Regions from separate parts of the Homo sapiens genome. Here region 2 is linked to region 1. A link is a loop called in an ENCODE intact Hi-C map of the cell type or tissue named here. Cell type or tissue: endothelial cell of umbilical vein. All regions are shown on one strand. Each heading gives the region's core, and the rest is flanking DNA. Links, peaks and the distances in the headings are about the cores only.

What was found. A loop is a pair of places that touch in the nucleus more often than their neighbours do. Peaks named below come from ENCODE experiments on the same cell type or tissue, not always from the same donor. Only the 100,000 strongest peaks of a DNase experiment are listed, where the experiment ranks them.
Region 2: it touches region 1 in a loop (10-fold over the local background); 2 of 110 quality-filtered maps call a loop at or near these places.

The regions. Positions count from the first base shown.
Region 1 is chr2:163,168,443-163,171,373 of GRCh38, forward strand. No RefSeq gene overlaps it. Among named protein-coding and RNA genes, the nearest start is that of KCNH7, 330 kb to the left of the region's middle. In endothelial cell of umbilical vein, for the core only: a CTCF peak has its summit at 1,244; no DNase peak of the experiment used is centred there.
Region 2 is chr2:164,059,546-164,062,476 of GRCh38, forward strand. No RefSeq gene overlaps it. Among named protein-coding and RNA genes, the nearest start is that of FIGN, 330 kb to the left of the region's middle. RefSeq lists a silencer at 1,614-1,908. In endothelial cell of umbilical vein, for the core only: a CTCF peak has its summit at 1,791 (motif pointing left); a DNase peak (open chromatin) is centred at 1,786.

The DNA of each region.
Region 1 (2,931 bases), core at 182-2,681:
CAGTCCCTTAATGAGGCTCAGCTTAAGCTACAAAGGCTTTTGGAGGAAACAGGGAGTTGAACTCAAAAATTTAGATCACTTCGTATGTTGAATGCCATGGAGTGAGGTTGGGGAGATGACCCCTGGGGAGACACACATTTTCTGTTGCTGTCCTCAATAACAAACCAAACAACAGTAGAGGTACTGTGGGTGTATAGATTTTAAAGAACCCAAATATACTCTTGCAGCTCATACAAATATGTTTAGAGATAAATCCATATTAGATATAAGTAGCCCTTTTACTCATATGCTTGGGATTTCACTGATTCTCGTAATACCACCCAAAGGTAGAATTTTAACTCACTCAGGGATCAAACTAGTGTTAGGAATATGATGTACAGTATTTTAGAATAATAATATTTTAGAGGTGACAATTTAGAGATCATCTAGTCCACGCACTGCAATTAAAAGTTAGAAAACCATTGCACAGAGAGGTTAAGTGCTTTGTAAAAGGTTGCACATCAAGTTAACCACTAATCATGGAATCATTAAAAAAGAAAAAGTCATCACTAATTTAAATTTATAGTTGGAAAATTTAGAACTGGATTTGGCTTTTGAAATTACCTTGTCATCCCTTCTCATTCTGTGGATAAAATAACTATGGTCGGTAGACCATAGTTTAGCAGCCCTGGGATTTGCAATCACACCTCTCACAACCAGTCCACAGCTCTTCTCTCCATGCTATGTGGCCTCAGCTTTTCAGGCATGTCTGTGACACAATGATGTTAGTTGGGAAATATAATTGATATGGCATAGCACAAGATGTAACTATAATTATAACCACAATTGTTTTATGATTGTTACTGATACAGAGAATTAAATAGTGTTTTACTCAGATATTTGAAAAAAAGAGCTATTTCTACCCTATCACTTGCTGCCAGGTGTAGTCTCCTTTGTGGCACTCACTTTATATTTCTGTTTTTTACTTTACTCTTCCTTAAAAAAAAGAAATTCCCATTATATTGTTACCATGGAAATTGTTCTCTTCTCCATCAATTTTCCCAGTCATTTGAAGCTATTTCTATTATGGAATATATTCCAGGCATCTTTAATTCTTAAGGGAGAGCTTACACACTTTAAGTGTTAATGCTGAATTTATATTTTCCTGTTTCCATTGAATGCACTTTCCTCACACTAAAAGCTTACCACACCCATAGAATCCCTATTTTAAATGAATGCCATTCATTACACACAGTCTCCTATAGGTGTCACTATACACCATATATTAAAAGAACTAACGCAATGCCTTTTACTCGACAAATAGATTTTTTGACAAAACTATATTGCATTAAGGCTGATCAGATTATGTCCGTGATTCTCTGTGGTTTCACATAATAAGGTCTAGGCTGACACTGTAAAAATTTGCAATGACATTAACAAAACAAATGACTTACACTGAGATTCTCACTCTCTAAGTAATATATGCACTGTCCTTTATCTTGATTTTGTACCAGGAGGCCAAATTAAGAAATAGGTAAAATATAGTAGTTTAAAAACTGTATTTAAATGGTGGCGGGTGCCTGTAGTCCCAGCTACTCGGGAGGCTGAGGCAGGAGAATGGCGTGAACCCGGGAGGCGGAGCTTGCAGTGAGCCGAGATTGCGCCACTGCACTCCAGCCTGGGAAACAGCAAGACTCCGTCTCAAAAAAAAAGAACTGTATTTAAAGTAGGAATATTTAGTATTTGACTTTCAAGTATTATGTGCCTATCTTACAAGTTTACATATTGGATTATTTCCCTTTAGAGTTTTAAATGAAAGCACTGATCACATGCTTTTGTGGCCAATGGTGGTTGTCTGATGGCTTTCACTCACACAGCAGATTCAAGAAAATGACTTCTGCATGAAATTGATGAAAAGTACTTTCAAGACCTCATTTAGAAACTTCATTCCAGGATTGAGAAACTGAGCCTTATGGATGATAAATGACCTGGCCAAAGCCACAAATGAAAATATAGGCAGATTTCTACATCATAAGTGGTTTTATATTTTTCTTAGAAATGAAGATCGAAGCCTAATTAAGAAGCTAGAGCAGCTAGGGAAAAAATGTTCAGAGCAAGCTTTGTACAACAATTATGTTGACAACCAAAGCCATAACAATATACATACTTATTGAGGACCTTATGCAACAGCTATATATGGATCATCTTGCATAATCCTCACAAGTATATTACATATTGTCTATTTAAAAAATGGAGTTGTTTGTTGGTAGTTATAAAGCAATATTGCTATAGTAGTGAGACACATGGGGACTAGTAAGATATAGATAATAATAACACTAGTAAAATATTTTTAACCACCTACTATAGGCCAGGCAAATATAATAAAAGTAACATTTATTAATCACTTACATGCCAAGCATGGTGCTAGACTCCTTACACAATCACACAAATATGTTATCCTTAAAACAGCTATGAAAAATAATTACTATTATTATTAATATTCATAAGAAGAAACAAGAATGTCAAGAGGACAAATAACTTGTATCAAGGTACCCATCCACTAGGAATTGGAGCTAACTTTGACTTCAAAATCTAGGCTCTTTAATGCATCACAGGTAGCACTAGGCCTAGGATAGGTGCCAGGAGAAGGGGTAAATATATACATACACACACAGACACATACACAGATACACATACGTTCATACAATTATGTCAATATAAGTCTATGTATATATCTTATCTATAAGCAATTTTATACTAAATATAATGAGTAAAATCAATAAATAATTCTAGAACTATGGAGTTGACTGTAGGAAAAGAAGTCAAACATTTAGTAACTAAGCATCTTAACCCGTAATTTTTTTTTTTTTTTTGGTCCTGGAAATGAAACACTCAAGAAAAACAAAATAAAGAAAAGAAAATAATTACTTATCCCTAAACAACAAGCTTAGG
Region 2 (2,931 bases), core at 326-2,825, 890 kb after region 1:
TTGTGCTGATCCTCTGTGAAAATTTGCACAGTGCTCAACAGCCCTGAATATTTCTCATTTATTATCTCAGGTGGGGTGGTCTGCAACTGCACATTAGGTTGCAGTATGAAGCATGTAAGGACACACATCCAAGACCTCATCGAGGACCTTTTCATTCTACCTGCAGGGTACAGCTGTGCCTTTTAACAGGCTAGAGTTCTGCTTCTGAATGTCTGCTCAGAAAACTTAAGGACAAATATAGAAACCCTTCATCTGCAAGTAAAATGATTGTAGAAAATGCAATACATTTACTTACATTTCAAGAGAATCTATCATAGGATTGACATTGGGAAAAAACTAATGATCAATGATATTTTAATGAATATATAGGCTTATAATATGTTAAACTGAAAAGGTGTCAAAACTGTAAAGGATGAGAAAGAACTTTACACATAAACATACATTTTGAACGGCCACTAATCCCTCTTCTTAGGAAGTAAAAATATAGAGTGAAACTGGTCTAGATCCCCAAGAATCGGTAGGTTACTTCACTTTTGAAGTCAATGATTGGTAAGAATTGGAAAACAATTTGTGACCAGAATCCTCAAAATACTTAAAGCTTAGATGTAAGTGGTGAAATTGAGATCAGTGAATAAGCTGGATACAGGGTCAATTGTTGATTCCACAGCAGAAGTTCTGCATGACTCGAACAAGGCTTTCATTGAAACTATTCTCTGTCTTAAGAACTATAAACTACTATGAGGTCTCTGCATGTTAATACAGTATCAAGAATAGAATTTTCTTTGTAGCTCTGTAGACTTAATATTTACCAAAGACTCTTTAGTGAAATATATCTGTTACTTTGAATAATTAAGTTTAGTAGAAGATAAATTTAAGGATATGGATATAAAGACCAGGGACTACTCTGGCAGTATAAAATGTTTTAAAAGTAATACATTGGACTCTGGAACTTCATTCTACCTAACAGCATCATCTGCTTACCAGTAGGAACAAGGCACATAGTATTCTGTGGCAAATGCAATTGTTATTGAAGACAACATTGCAGTATGAGGTAACAGAGGAAATTATGAAAAAGAAATCCTGGAGCTATTGAAAAGTCCTAGGATAAGAATGTCAGTGGGTCCCTAGGTAATGGTTGTTGGTTTGGGGACACAGGAGAAAAGACTAAGGGATCTAGAGGTTTCTGATTTTGCACTGGTGTGTGGTTGGCAGATACAGGAACCCCAAGTGACTAGGCTTTGATTTGCTTTCCTTAAAATTTTTACTCATCCGGTTTCAGTCTCTGTCTCTGGTATTAGGTGAAAAGACATCTTTTTCCCTGCTGCTGAGACTGTATGTAATTAGATGAAAGGAGAAACTAGAGGCTCGGGAAAAGCATTGCTGATTTGTACCTCGGCTTAATTCCAAAGATTCTGCTTGTGAAAATTAACTTTTTCTGCTTCTAGGTCCATGGCACTCGTTTCTAAGAGGAGTTTGAAAGTTAGCTGAGTGTATGAGGAGGAGAAAAAAGGATCAGTAGGTTGGACTAGATCCATATATCACATACTTTCACCAAGAAATTAGATTTATTGGGTTTTATGAGCACCAGGCATATGCTAAGCACTTGATATATTATCTCATTTAATCTTCAGGACAGTATGAAAGAGTAACAGGTCTTATACCACTTTGCAAGATAAGGAAAATGAAGCTTAGAGAGGTTAACTAGCAGTCATGTTAGAGTCAGACTTGAACCCTCGTCTAGCTGATGGCAAAACTCAATTTTAACTACTACACAATACTGCCTCCCAGTGGCTGGAATTTGGTAAGCATTCAGCCAACATCAGCTACTGAGGTGGTGGTGTTTTTCTTAGGGGGAAGCTGGTCTTAAATCCTTTAGGCTTAAGTCTCAAAGGCATATAGAAAGAGGTCTTGCTTATCAGAATTATTAAGATGTCTACTCTCTTACATAAAAATGGCTAGTTCAAGCCAAGCTCCAAGTGTGACTGTAAGCAAACAAATAGATGACTACCTTGTTTATGAAGCATACTTTGAATTAGTTCCTAGTCAAATATAAAAATGCTTGGTGGTCGCTTGAAGCATAATTTGTGCCAACAAAATTCCACCAAGCAAAGAGATTCTGTAGTGTCAACATTTAAAACTTCTATAAATACTTCCTTCAGTTTCCACAAAGTATAAACTAATAAAAAAGAGAAATAAAAAGTCAATAAAGAAAAAAAGTACTTTTTTGGGTAGAAGGCTAAGAGAATGAATGCATGTAATATGTCTTGAAGTGTTAAGAAAATATTTTCTTTAGTTTTTAAGTAGAGTGAAGAAAAAATAATATGTGTGTAAGGAAGGACAAAATTTAGTTGTTCACAGGCTTGGCCTCAGGCAAAATTCTAAAATAGGTATTTTTCATGTACACGTCCCTAGCACACACACACATGCACAAAGTTGTTCTTCAATGCCCTTTTCTCAATGTTCAGTGTTCTCTCTCTTCAACCTCCAAAGCGTTCACTTTTTGGTACCCCCTCGGATTCCCTAATTTCATTCTTTGTTTCGAAATCCCACTGCACAGCTTCTCACAGTATAGACATTTCCTCTCTTCATTCATCATAACATTGCAGTGGACTAGCCCATTTTTTTCAAGATATTGGTAGGTCACTGGTTAGCAATGCCTATGAACAAATTATAATTAAGGTCTTAATGAATGGTAAAAGGCTTAATGTTTTATTTTACCTTGCTGTATTTATTTCATATTATGGACTTTTCTAGATAAAATGCCTCAGATCGAAATAATTAGTTCCAAATGATGGGAATTTCAAACTCTGTGATAGGTTGGTGAGAAAGCGATTTCTGCAAAGCTGTCTTTGCCCCATGTTCCTTGAAATATGTGCCAAAGGTAAATGTTTACTTTACCTATGTATAAGGTTGACCCTAGTGAACAGGTAT